Linked DNA regions of Mus musculus: region 1 is linked to region 2. A link is a contact called in ENCODE POLR2A ChIA-PET data. All regions are on one chromosome and are shown on one strand. Each heading gives the region's core, a stretch centred on a gene start or an enhancer-like site at or near the end of the contact. The rest is flanking DNA. Distances are from core to core; before and after follow the strand shown. Region 1 holds the start of Rex1bd (required for excision 1-B domain containing). Region 2 holds the start of Cope (coatomer protein complex, subunit epsilon).

Region 1 (6,473 bases), core at 780-3,279, 200 kb after region 2:
TTTGTGCATGCCTATCTATGCATAGAGACCTGCAATAGACCTAGAGGGGTTCACAGGGGAGCAAGTGACTGGTCACATTCAAACTCCTGAAAGCAGTGGAAACTGTAAGAGATGTGATATACATGCACATCCTAGGAAGTACGCATCTGGGAGCACCAGAGTGCATCAGAGTGTCTGCCCTCTCTGACTGGCTCTGCGCTGGGCTGACTCAATCTAAGGTGCCAATCTAAGGTGGCAAGCCAAGGGGCCAACAGGGCTCACTTTATTTTCAGCTGGTGCAACTTTTCAGGGTCCTGTTCTGACACTCCTGGTGTCCCCATCACCTGCAACAGTGCCACCTGGAGGAGGAAATGGGAGTTACAGTAGACAAAAGCCACACAGAGGGAAGGAGGGCCAGGAGTGGACTCTAAGGAGAGCAGAGCTTGAGTGGGAGGTAGCGTATGACTTGCTTTTAGGGCTCTCCTATGGAAGGAGGTACAGAATATGGTCACAGTTTGGAAAAACCAGGGAATGGTGGCAGGTATGGTGGGTGTGGCCTCCACCCCAGTGGCCGGACATGGAGTTCGAATTCTAGGATGGAAATGGAACTCTGCAGAGTTTGGGATTCTGCACTAAGAATTCCAGACCAAAGAGCTACATGGTTTACAGTGGGCAAGCTCCTCCCCTGCTACCACTGGCTATAAGGTTAGGGTAGGTGGGGTCTTGGGATCTGGGTCAAGGACCAAGGATGACAAGTGTCTGAGGATGTTTGTGGAAGAAGTAGTTTGTGGGTTCCAACGGTGATAACCCAGAGTTAGGGACTTAAACAGCCACAGTGGTCGATGCGTTGGGTTTCTGGAGTTCTTAGGACAGCTTTACAGAGGGGCTGGTATAATTAAGCAAAAATTTGGGAGGGAAATGTAGTTAGCCAGGAAAGAGTGGGAGAGGGCCCAAATGCATAGAGGTGTTTGGCAAAAATAGTAGTAGGTCGGGGTGGCTGGGAATGGGTTGTGGACCATGCCCCACTCTAAAAGGAGAGGGGTGGTGGTCTTACCGTGGCCAGGCGCGTCTGTTCTAGCTCCTGCAGGCTGCGCACGTGGCGGGCGAGCACCGGTTGCGCTCGAGGCCCTGCCAACTCTGCTTCCACTGCCAATACCTCCCGCGAGGCAGCGGCGAAGGCCTGGGTCACCTCGTGCACGACACTCCGGTAACTCGGGAAGTCATAGTGCTGACCACTGAGCAGGTACTGACGGTGAGCTCTGCAGTGGACCGGGAGGATGCTGAATCGACACGCTGACAAGCAGACCACGCTCCCTGCTCCAGCTACGTGGAAGATACCCCCGACTCGAAAGAGACAAACCCGAACTCCACAGACTGGGTCTGTCAGGACAGAGCTAGTGCTTAACCATCTCTGCACTCAGAGAAATGAGGGATCTTGTGGAGGGTCACACCACAGCTGCTCCCGCCAGGCCACGCCCACGGTCACATGCTGCTCTACACCTATCTACCCTGCTACTAAAAGCTACACCCTCAGCTCTACCCAACTCCCCCAAATAGACAGGCTTCAGTGTCACAGATCCTTTTACCCACCCTTCTAGACTTCGCTTTCAAGTACGCCCTGCTCCCGGCAGCAGCACTCCTGCATCTCCTGGACCAGATCTGGCTCTCTCCCCACCTCTTCCGACCAAGTCCACAACCTAGGTCCTCCCAGCCACGCCTCCAGCCGCCTCCCCTCAGGTCCCCCTCAGGCAAGCTCTCCCAGGGCCCGCCCCCTCCTCCAGCCCAGCCCGCTCACTGGTCTAGACGGCGGAAGGCCTGTGCGCGTTCATTCTGAAGCTGCTGAATCCTCTGCACCAGTGTAGCGATCGGGGCGTCTCTCTATGGGGGTGTGGGGCCATGAAGCCGGAGTCCTGAGCCCATCCCGCCACCCCGCGCCCGTCCCACCCGCAACCGGGCTCACCCAGGCCCACGCGGACTCCGCAGACCCGGGACCGTCTGCAGCAGCCAACACCTCTGTGGCGGCGGTGAGCATGACTGCGCAGTCAAGTGGCACTAGGGAATGGCCGCTGCGCCCCCTGCCGGCCGGGAGGTCCACCACCAGCCCGCGCGCCTTTGAATTCGTTTTTTTTTTTTTTTTTTTTTGAGACAGGTTTTCTGTGTAGCCCTGGCTGTCCCTGCCTCTGCCTCCCAAGTGCTGGGATTAAAGGCGTGTGTCACCACCGCCTGGTGGAACTCTAAATAGTTTCTAAAGCAACTAAATGGTTAGTTCCAGGGCTGTGTACATCCGCCAGATCCTTGCAACAAGCGGGGCTCGAATAGGGCCTAAATCGAAGTTAAGGCCACAAGTATTTCTGTACCGGTGATGCTTACGAATGTAGTTGAACCAGTTTTGGTTTCAGTGGCTGAGTACTAGTTGCTGTTGCAGGACTGAACCCAATGACACTACCCACATAGCCACTCACACCTATATGCAGGACACCTAATGCACCCCCAGCCCCCCAGACAGGGTTTCTCTGTATAGCCCTGGCTGTCCTGGAACTCATTTTGTAGAGCAGGCTGGCCTTGAACTCAGAAATCCGCTTGCCTCTGCCTACAGAGTGATGGGATTAAAGTGCACCACCATGCCCATCACGCATTTTTTTTTTAAAAGTATTTATTATATGTAAGTACACTGTAGCTGTCTTCAGACACACCAGAAGAGGCATCAGATCAATTATGGATGGTTGAGCCACCATGTGGTTACTGGGAATTGAACTCAGGACCTCTGGAAGAGCAGTCAATCAGTGCTCTTAACCACTGAGCCACTTCTCCAGCCCCTAACAAACCTTTTGATGTCATCTCACATAGTGCACACAAACCATCCATTCAGATTATACCTTTGAAATGGGATTCCCAGCACCGGGGAGGTAGGATATACTCTGAAAGCTTCCTTCCCTAAATTACTTTGGAGATGTTGGTTGCACATACATGGGGGATTTGCAAGCTGCTGGCAACCAGGTTCGAACCCACGGAACCTTCCAAATGACAAGACAGACTGCATACCTGAAGTCAATTACAAGCAACATGGCCTGTCTAAGACTCCCCACGATGGGTGAAATGGTCCTAGACGCCCTAGAGTACCCAGCTACTCATGCAAAAGTGTGCCTGATACTCAAAAATCAAAGGTAGATGAGGCGGCCTCATAAACTCATATAAAGTGTGTTGCCTGTAGTCCCTGGTGCCATGCCTGATGGTGAACTCTATCAGGTTGTCCAGCAACTTAACTGGCGTACAGAGTACTGAGTCAGGTGAACTGCTCCCCCAGAGACCCTAAATTGTGGCCCCACACATCAGAGCCAAGACAAGATCTGTAAGCACAGCCTGCCTCCCCACAGCAGCACTGTGTGGGCTCCACCTTTACATGGTTCCAAGGCTTGCAAGTTCTAACCCACTGGTTCACCCTGCTGCCCAGTACCAGTCTTTACTGCCTCCCCAGCCTCCAAGGTTCAAGGGCAGCCTAGGCTACATGGTGAGATCCCCTCCCCACCGATCCCTCAACAGAACAGTCACTCTAGACACCAATTACTGCTCCAGTGGATGGAAGGGGACTTTATTTGGTCCCGGGGTCACATGCCAGGTATGACCACAGCTTTATTTGACCTTCTTCTTGGGGCGCAGGTTGTTGGTATGGCCGCACTTCTTCTTGCGGCAGTTGACTGCACGAGGGTGCAGGCGTGCGTAGCACTTGCGGCAGATCATCTTGTCACAGTTGTACTTCTGGGCAAGCTGACGAAGGGATGGCTCAATGATGCCACCGCGCAGACGCAGCACCAGGTGCAAGGTGGACTCTGGGAAAAAGAACAGGCAGCTGAAGGCAGGAGCTCATACAGGACAGTGAGGTGGGCTGCCCAAAGACACCAAGTAGCACCCTAAAAGAGGCTCCTCTACAGAGGCAGACAGACACTGGTGGTGAGATGGTAGGCACCTGGGAACTTTACAAGTCTGGTGAGAGCACAAGTCAAACGAGGGCAAGAAACATGTCCAGTGGAGGCAGCCCCACAGACAGCACAGCAAGCATCCAGATGCGGACACACCGGCACCCCCAACCCCCAGTGCTCCACATTTCAGGCTCTCACACCCACACAGAGAACAGGCAAGCAGATGTGACAGCACACACCTTTAATCTGAGCACATGGGAAGCAACAGAATAGTCAGTGCTACACAGAGATGCACAGAACGTGTGTGTGAATATGACAGGGACTTGGAACATGGGATTAAGTAGATGACAGCATGGCTCCGATGGGTTTGAGGCTAACATGAGCTACCACGAGTTCCAAACAGCCTGGGTCTAAGTTGACACTTAGCCTCAAAGCAAACAACAAAAACAAAACCAAAGTAAAGGTTTGGTAAGTAGGGGCAGCCAGGTGAGTCTGGTGAGCTGGGCTCAATCCCTTCAGCCCACACAAGGCTAGAAAAGTGGTCTTCTGCCCTTTGCCTCAGAGCCATCACAAATAAATACCCACAGTAAATACGTAAGTCAACCATGCCAACGACCGCAATAGCAGTCGGACGCCAGCCCCCACCTACAATACCAGACAAGCAAAACAGCCCTTACCTTTCTGGATGTTGTAGTCGGACAGGGTGCGGCCATCCTCCAGCTGTTTGCCCGCGAATATCAGCCTCTGCTGGTCAGGTGGGATGCCTGTGCACGAGAGAAACCAGGTTGGCCACAACTCCTTCCTGCAGAAGCTGGTTAGACCCCATTCACTCAAGAGACGAGCAGACCAAGATCCTTAAGCGCTCCCACCCGTAGGAGAACGCCCTGAACAGCACAGCCCACCTTCCTTGTCTTGGATCTTGGCCTTGACATTCTCGATGGTGTCACTGGGCTCGACCTCAAGAGTGATGGTCTTGCCCGTCAGGGTCTTCACGAAGATCTGCATGTTGGCGTCTGCTACACATCAGAAGGAGACGCATGAGTAAAAGACAGAGGTCCGTCGGCTTCTACTAACCACCTAAGACTGCTTATTTCTTAGTTACCTTTACTACCAAAAAGCCAAATCCTGCTGCGGACTACGGCTCAGCAGTCCCACTCTGCCAGTCACCACCACCCGGTGGGTCGGGAAATCCTACCCAACAGCTTGCCACCCCAGCAAGAGTGCCTTCCAACTGAAGGATCGGACAGCAAAGGTTTCTTCTCAATAGGGCCGGCTGGACTCAACTATGCCCTGCTTCTCAGGTGCTGAGGTGAGAGCAGTTCACCGCCACGCACAGTTTAGCCTTTTTTTTTTTTTAAGACGAAGTTTAACCCAGGCAAACTTTCCAGCCTTGGGGGCCACAACCACCCCCCCCCAAGCACAGGCTGGCCCTGAACTCCCTCTGCAGCCAACACTGGACCCAAACGCGCATTGTATCTCAGGCTAGGCCCAGAACTCGCCCTGGAGCTCAGGTCAGTGCCCTTGGTCTTCCGCCCGCAGCGCCCGGGCTGCACTGCCGCGTGCCCGCCGCGCGCCCAGGTCCTGGCGGCCGAGTCCCACCGAACATGCACGACGCCGAAGCGGCGCCCGCGAACCCCTACAGTCGCCTCGCCGACCCCCGCCGCGTCCCCGCCCAGGCCCAGCCGCCAACAGCCCAGCCGCGACGCGGACGGCACCAACCCGCTCGGCCGCCTCGTTGAAGAGAAAGAGGACAGCGGAACCGGAAACCCCCTAGTCTCCTCTGAGAGCGCCTGCGCACTGAGCACGCTGCGCGTTTACGTCACAATCCGCGCCGCATGTCGTCCCGCCCCGGGCTTCGCCGGGCGCCATGTTGGGTCCTGGCGAGAATAGTCGTTCTGTCTGGAGCCGCTTCCGGGTGGAGCTTAACACATGAGTGATAGCAGCTCCTGCGGGAGCCTTCTCCGCTGCCTTCGCGGCGGGGACAGGTTTTTGTGTAATTGAGGCGTTGTGCTGTCACCGCAACAGGCGGACCGCGGTGAGTACTAGGCTAGCCCGCGCTACCTACCAGTCGGCTGGGGTTCAGAGTAAGCCGCTTTCTCCAAAGCCAATGAGAAGACTCAGCGGGTAAAGGCACGTTACCATCACCATCACGGTGGAGGGAGAGGACCGACCCGAGTTGTTCGCCAGCTTTAACCGGCGCGCACAGGCAATAGAAATGAATCCTAGGCCGAGCATGGTGGCGCACGCCTTTAATCCCAGCACTCGGGAGGCAGAGGCAGGCGGATTTCTGAGTTCGAGGCCAGCCTGGTCTACACAGTGAGTGCCAGGACAGCCAGGGCTACACAGAGAAACCCTGTCTCGAAAAACCAAAAAACAAAACAAAACAGAGTAAGCCGCTTTCTCCAAAGCCAATGAGAAGACTCAGCGGGTAAAGGCACGTTACCATCATGGTGGAGGGAGAGGACCGACCCGAGTTGTTCGCCAGCTTTAACCGGCGCGCACAGGCAATAGAAATGAATCCTAGGCCGGGCGTGGTGGCGCACGTCTTTAATCCCAGCACTTGGGAGGCAGAGGCAG
Region 2 (6,845 bases), core at 1,102-3,601:
ACAGCCCAGCTACAATATCTTTTAAACACATTTATTACATTTCTTTATCTATATGGGTGTGCACATGCATGATGTGGCGCTCCAATGGAGGTCAGAGGCCAATCTGTGGAAGTCACTTCTTTCCTTTCACCCTGAAGGTGAGTCCCTGGGGGCTGAACTTAGGCTTATAGGCAAATGGCTCTGCCTGCTAAGCAATCTTACTGGCCCAAGGATATCATTTTGTTTCCCTAGCTGTTAGACTTGGTAGCTCCCTCTTGAGTGCTAGGAATGTTTCACACACACCATTAGCCCTGCTTGATTCTGCAACCCTACAAGAGAGGAATGATTCTTACCCCATTTCACACAAGAGCAAAGTGCAACTCGGACAGGTCAAGAAAGCACATGTGGAGCTGGGCGTGGTGGCGCACACCTTTAATCCCAGCACTTGGGAGGCAGAGGCAGGCGGATTTCTGAGTTCAAGGCCAGCCTGGTCTACAGGACAGCCAGGGCTACACAGAGACCCTGTCTCGAAAAACCAAAAAAAAAAAAAAAGAAAGCACATGTGGCTGAGTGGGGAGGCTCACCTGGTGGGTGTCAGAACCAAGCAGAAGATGCCATAAGGGTCCTCAGACAGCTTCTGCAAGATGGGAAGCACAAAGGCTGCTGTCTTGCCACTTCCTGTTTTTGCACAGCCCAAGCAGTCCCGACCTAGGCAGATGGCAAAGCAGCATCAGTGTGGAGCAAGGGCCATGATTGGTCCCTTGGGCATTCCCTCATTATTGTAAGAAATAGATGGGTATGGTCTGCTTTTAGTACGAGGTGAGCTTACAGTTCACTAGAGCTACAGATGAGTTGGAGGCACTGGGTCCTTCTCTCCCCTAGTTAGTCTAAGACTCGGAGAGTTACAGGTGCTCTGCTATGTGACTGAGCCCATGATTAGAAAGGAAGGGCAGCCAGGCAGTAGTGGCGCACACCTTTAATTTCAGCACTTGGGAGGCAGAGGCAGGCAGATTTCTGAGTTCAAGGCCAGCCTGTTCTACAGAGTGAGTTCCAGGACAGCCAGGGCTATACAGAGAAACCCTGTCTCAAAAAAACAAAAAAACAAGGGAAAAAAAAAAGAAAGAAAAGAGAATAGAAGAGAGGCAGCCTCAAGACCCAAACTATTCATTAGAGAAGACTTGGGGCCCCAATGGACCAATGGGATGGGGAATTTGGGGAGGGGAAAAGCCCTGCAGGTCTATGGAAGAAAAGGTCAGGAATTTCCCATATTTGGGGAAAGGCTTCAAAAACTTGCTTGAAATCACCACACCAGCTATTTTTGCCTTTTCTCTATGCTGGTACCCCTTTCTCCAGAATTGAATATTTAAAACTGTTTCATTTCCACTAGTCCCTTGAACGTGTTATTATCTAATTTCCAACAATTATTATAATTGCTTGTTTGAAACAAATTTTCAGGTAGCCCAGGCTGGTCTGCAACTTGCTACCAAACTGAGGATCACCTTGAACTCCTGATCCTCTTGCTTCCACCTGCTCAGTATTGAGATGACTGAGAGTCACCACGTCCGGCTCCAAGGACGCCTCTTTAATGGCAAAAGTGAACTGGGTCGAAGAGCACTGACACAAACACGGAGCATTGGTTTTTACCTGGAGTTTGACGGCTTCTACGTCAAAGCCAGCTCTACCCTTTTTTTTTTTCAGTGCCATGTTTTAGTCATTCACCGATCTCTCCCTATGCTCGGGTGCTACGAAAACTTAAGAGGTGCCACCCATCACCTGTGTGATAATGAACACGAGTCGGTCGCAGCGTAAATGTCAATGCTGCGGGTCAGGGTCCCCGAAACACTCAATGCTGTCCTGATTCCTGGAACCCAAGTGGGGCTAAGGAAGAGCGGGCAAAGAAAGGCATTAAAAGAAAGGCGAGAACTCACCTTCCAGGATGGCCGGAATGCACCCGAGCTGCACCGGCGTGGGCTGCTTCAACCCCAGCTGTCGACACTGTTCTACCAGCCACGACGACAACCCGATCTCAGCGAACCCCGCCATGCTCCAGACCCGGGCAGAGAACCTAGAAATGAGTGCTTCCGGCGCGTGAATGCTACGTCACGTCCACCCCGGCGCAGTCCGGCCTGGAAAAGTTGTGAGAGGACGTTGGCGGAGGAATGTGACGTCACGGAGAGACCCTCTCCAGATCCTTCAACCAATCCGAGCTTTGACCGCTTTTCAGTGTTTTGGTTCTGAAGGCCTTGTGTTTGTTGACGGAATCCGAACTATAGTTCTCGGGAGGCTTTGCAAGGTTTCTTTTTCATCGCCTCTGATTTGTCCCATAGAACTACGTTTCCCAGAGTTCCTGACGACGGGGACCTGCTTCCGGCCTACGTGTCCCAGAAGAAGGTTGGTTAGAGGTGCGGTGACATGGCTCCTCCGGTTCCTGGCGCGGTCTCTGGCGGCTCCGGAGAGGTAGATGAGCTGTTCGACGTGAAGAACGCTTTCTACATCGGCAGCTACCAGCAGTGCATCAACGAGGCTCAGCGCGTGAAGGTGGGCAGCGTGCGGAGCAGCTTCCGGCGCGCTCTGAGGTTCTGGTCCGAGGACTCGGTTTCTCTTATAATTAGGGATGGTTTTCAATTTACTCTGTAACCGAGGCTAACCTTGAGGTCCTGCGCCTCCAGTCTTCACCCCTCCAGTGCTAGGATGACAGGTGTGCACCCCTGTGCCAAGCTTCCAACTTTCTGGTGGTTGATTGACAGGGGCTCACTTTATAGCCCAGGCTGACCTGAAGTCAGGGTAATGGTGAGGTGACAGGTGTGCGCCACTAGCTCCATCATAAAACCTCTTACTGTTTCGTTTTTAAACCCCCCCCGCCCCCCTTTTTTAAGTGTCTAAAGTCAGGCATCATGGTGCACGCCTTCTATTCCAGCACTTGGGAGGCTGATCTCTGTAAGTTTAGGGTCAGCCTGATCTTCATAAGCAGTTCTAGGTCAGTTCGGGTAATACTGTAATCTGTCTTAATAATAGTCCTAAACCGGAGGTAGCTTGGTGTGCCTTAAATCCCAGCACCCAGAGGCAGAGGCAGTCAAGTCTCTGAGTTTTGGACCACTCTGATCTACATAGCGACTTCCAGGACAGCCAGGGTGCTACAGAAAAACCCCGTCTTGAACTGTACCCTCCTCGCCTCCCCCACTCCCCCCAAAAGGGAAGTTTGGTTATAAAAGAAGACAGTCTCCTTTAGCCCAGGCTGGCCTCAGACTCCCCATGTTGCTGAAGAGCACTGAATTCCTGATGGCCATGCCTGCTCTCTGGAGTGCTGGGATCATAGTGTGCACAGCCAAAGCACAGCTTCGATGCAAATGCTCCACAGGCTAAATCCTTGCCCTGGTTTTGTTTTATGTTTTAAGCAGCTTCATATAGCCCAGGCTGTCCCTAGATGTAGCAGTCTTGTCTCAGCCTCCCAGATGCAGGATGACAGGCCTGTGCCACAATGCTCAGCTTGTCTTTAGTTCATTAAAGATGTGACCCGTGTTTGCAACAGCCTGTGTGTGTTGTTGACAGAATCACCTGTCACTCATTCTTCACTGTGCACTCGTGGAAAACAGCATTCCTGCTGGGCTCAGTAAGGGATGGAGTTGGTGGAACTACAGGCTTTCTAGGTATAGTAGCCTTGGCAACAGAGGCAGCACAGAGAGCCAGGAAATGGCAGAATGGGTGTAGAAAGTGGTGGTCTTAGACTTGCCTGTTTTGAATGTGAAACAGAGTCAGGGCTGTGATGGGCTGGGGCATGGCTCAGGTAAACTATGTGGAGGCTTGTCCTTACCAGGCTAAAAAGCTGTTTTGTTAAGGTTCTGGACAAGAGGCAAGAAGATCCAACTTGTTCTCAGCTATGTAGTGAGTTTGAGGCCAGCCTAGTCTGCATGAAACCCTGTCTCCAAAACTCCCAAAATAATAAAATCAAAGCCAAATTCATTGAGCTTGTAAAGCGCCCAACAGGGCTGGGGCATGCAGCTGTGCTGCTGCTGTAGCCGTAGTGGCACTGCACGCTGTGATACTGGGATGACGCTGTGATACTGGGATGACGGCGGAGCCTCCTTGGGCTCGCATCAGTTGAGAGAAGATCAGGGCTTTGCACACTGGGTGCCCTCTGGAGGCTTTGGGGCTTCTGGGTCTCCTGGATTCCAGCTGAGACCCAGAGCTATGAGCCTAGCAGGGAGGCTGCCCAGCCTCACTCTGCATATCTTCTCACAGCTCTCCAGTCCTGAGCGGGAAGTAGAGAGGGATGTCTTCCTATACAGAGCATACCTCGCACAGGTGAGTGTGGACAGCCTGGGGAAGGGCACAGAGTATTATGCAGGAAAGCCGTGGACAGCCAGGCCAGGGGACTGTCAGGATGCCTCATCACGGGGAGGGTTAAGTATGTGTGGTCCTGAGAATTGAACTCAGGTCATCAGGCTTGGCAGCCATCTCACATAGCTTAGACTGGCCTTGGATTCACTATGGAGTCCAGGATGACCTTCCTTTCCTGCCTCCACCTCCCTTGTGCTACCATGCCTGGCTTCGTCATTACCTACAGAAAACACAAGGTGTATTTTCACTTCTGTGTTCTAAAAACAGCCCCAGGCTGTGCAAGGTGGCACAGGCCCGTCTTCCCAGCACTTGGGAGCCTGAGGCAGAAGGAGCTCAAGTTTAAAGTACCCTGGGCTACACAACAAAATGCTGCTCAAAAAGATATATTCCTAGTGACCTCTGAAAAGGTCTTCTTCACTCTGGCCCAGGGCAAGGGCTGAGGTGCCCCAGGAGGAGCCTGGTAAACAGCCTCCTAACCACAGACTGCATCACCACCCTGTGCCTAGGTCAGTCGCACACTCTGTGTGGTTCTGTGTGGCTGTGATCTTCCCAACAGGGCATGGTGACACAGTACTTGGAAGGCTGAGGAAGGGGATTGCTGCAACTCTGAAAGCAGCCTGGTTGAGAAAGGACAGCAAGGGACAGGTGGCTCCAGAAGTAGCTGTGGGTGTCAGCAAGAGATCTGCCAGGTGGGGGAAGGTGGGACATAGCAGACACCCTCTGCCCCCACCCTGCTGACACATGTCCCCAGCTACAGCAGGGAAAACAAACGTGGCCACCTTGCTGCCTGCTGCAGATGCATGTGACACTGCTGTCTTGGGCAGTGTGCTGGTGGTGTGGGCTGTGGGTTGGGAATATAAAGCCTTTAGGTAGGAAGGACTGATATGCACCTGTGACCGTAGAGGAAGTATGGCGTGGTCCTGGATGAGATCAAACCCTCCTCGGCCCCAGAACTCCAGGCTGTGCGCATGTTTGCTGAGTACCTTGCCAGTGAGAACCAGAGGTAAGGTTTGGCCAGGGCAGGTGGCACTAGGCCCAAATAGCTGGAGCCCAGGGTCTGCTCCAACCTGCAGAGAGAGGGTAAGATGTCCTCACTTCTGGTGTCTCCATTCACTTCCCTTGCCTGCCCAGTGGAGGTGGTGGTGGACCCTGCTGCACAGGCCGTACCTAGCTGGGGTGTAGATATATGTTGATCACGCCAAGGACGCTCATGACCTTGGCTTCCTAGCACAGAAAAGAACACGTTGTGGGGGGGGGCGACTCTGGTAACTGTTCAGCAAGCCCTGTCTTAGAGCCTCAGACCTAAGAACACTGTCCCTTCCTAGCAGCTGTGCTAGCCGTACCCAGGGTAGAGTAGATCTTGCCTGCTTCACCCAAACCCAGGCCTGTTCATGGGCTTAGCACGAGGCCAGGGCACAGAGGCCTTTAGGATTCCCACCACCCAGAAATTGACCACTTCTGATGCAGTTTCTCAGCTATCACATGTAGCCCTCTAGCACGCAGATGGCCTGAGTGCCTGTTCTCACCTCTCCTAACTTGTTTTGTCATGTGCATGAGCAGGGATGGCTGGAAGCATCAAAAGCTGGTCTCCCTGATGCACCATGTTAGGGTTGCCTGGTGCTCTGTTAGGATGGCCTGGCCGCTCTGGTGCTCACTGCTGTGCACCCCTGGACTGACACGGCTCTGCGCTCCTGAAGAATGGGATCCCTCAGAGGCATGAGGCTGACTCCTGCCTTAGCCTCACAGTGAGCAGCCACATCTTGCAGGGACAGCATCGTGCTGGAGCTGGATCGGGAGATGAGCAGGAGTGTGGATGTGACCAATACCACTTTCCTGCTCATGGCTGCCTCCATCTACTTCCACGACCAGAACCCGGATGCAGCCCTGCGAACCCTGCACCAGGGCGACGGCCTTGAGTGGTGAGTGGCCTGAAGCCTGCTTCTTCTGGCTTCTCTAAAACAGGGTCTTACTGGGGCCCAGTCTAACCCTGACTCCCATAAGTTGTCCTCTGATCTCCACACTTCCACACTTGTGGTTTGGACATGCGCAAACACACACACACAAATAGAAAGAAAAGAGAACTTAGGTAAGTCCAAGCTGAAGGATCCCAGAGGGAGGATAAGAAGGGACTACAATCAAAATATGTTATATGTATGTATGACTTGTCAAAGAATGAGTTTAAAATTATTTAAAAAAAAAAAAAAAGCAAGGAGGGATAAGCAGGTCAGGCAGATACCTAAAATCCCATCTCCTAGAAAGCTGAGGGAGGTGAATCAAGCCCTGTACATACATACATACATACATACATACACATACATATATATGTATTTATGTATATGTATGTGTGTGTGCATATATATGTGTGTGTGTTTTTAGATATATTTATATATATGTACATAGATAGATAGATAGATAGATAGATAGATAGATAGATAGATAGATAGATAGATAGATAGATAGATTTGGGGACAGATGTGTACAACAGTGCGTATGTGCACGCTGCAGAGCAGAGGACAATTCGTGGGAGT

What was found. ChIA-PET counts read pairs that join two places held with the same protein, here RNA polymerase II (POLR2A).
Region 1: POLR2A ChIA-PET joins it to region 2 with 12 read pairs in Patski. The contact joins the promoter of Rex1bd here to the promoter of Cope in region 2. POLR2A ChIA-PET finds 5 or more read pairs at or near these places in 3 of 5 experiments (Patski and embryonic stem cell).

Annotation. Positions count from the first base shown.
Region 1 is chr8:70,504,723-70,511,195 of GRCm38, forward strand. Rex1bd (required for excision 1-B domain containing) reads right to left here and starts at 2,030. Exons shown (of 5, transcript NM_025577.3): 1 at 1,940-2,030; 2 at 1,775-1,857; 3 at 1,034-1,238; 4 at 262-338. The coding sequence starts at 2,011. Uba52 (ubiquitin A-52 residue ribosomal protein fusion product 1) reads right to left here and starts at 5,695. Exons shown (of 4, transcript NM_019883.4): 1 at 5,616-5,695; 2 at 4,799-4,912; 3 at 4,574-4,660; 4 at 3,541-3,806. The coding sequence starts at 4,901. The coding sequence ends at 3,610. 4930522P08Rik (RIKEN cDNA 4930522P08 gene) reads left to right here and starts at 5,764. Exons shown (of 2, transcript NR_151735.1): 1 at 5,764-5,931.
Region 2 is chr8:70,300,416-70,307,260 of GRCm38, forward strand. Cope (coatomer protein complex, subunit epsilon) reads left to right here and starts at 2,352. Exons shown (of 10, transcript NM_021538.2): 1 at 2,352-2,517; 2 at 4,219-4,281; 3 at 5,220-5,320; 4 at 6,084-6,236. The coding sequence starts at 2,392. It overlaps Ddx49 (DEAD box helicase 49), which reads right to left and starts at 2,037. Exons shown (of 13, transcript NM_001024922.2): 1 at 1,908-2,037; 2 at 564-687. The coding sequence starts at 2,022.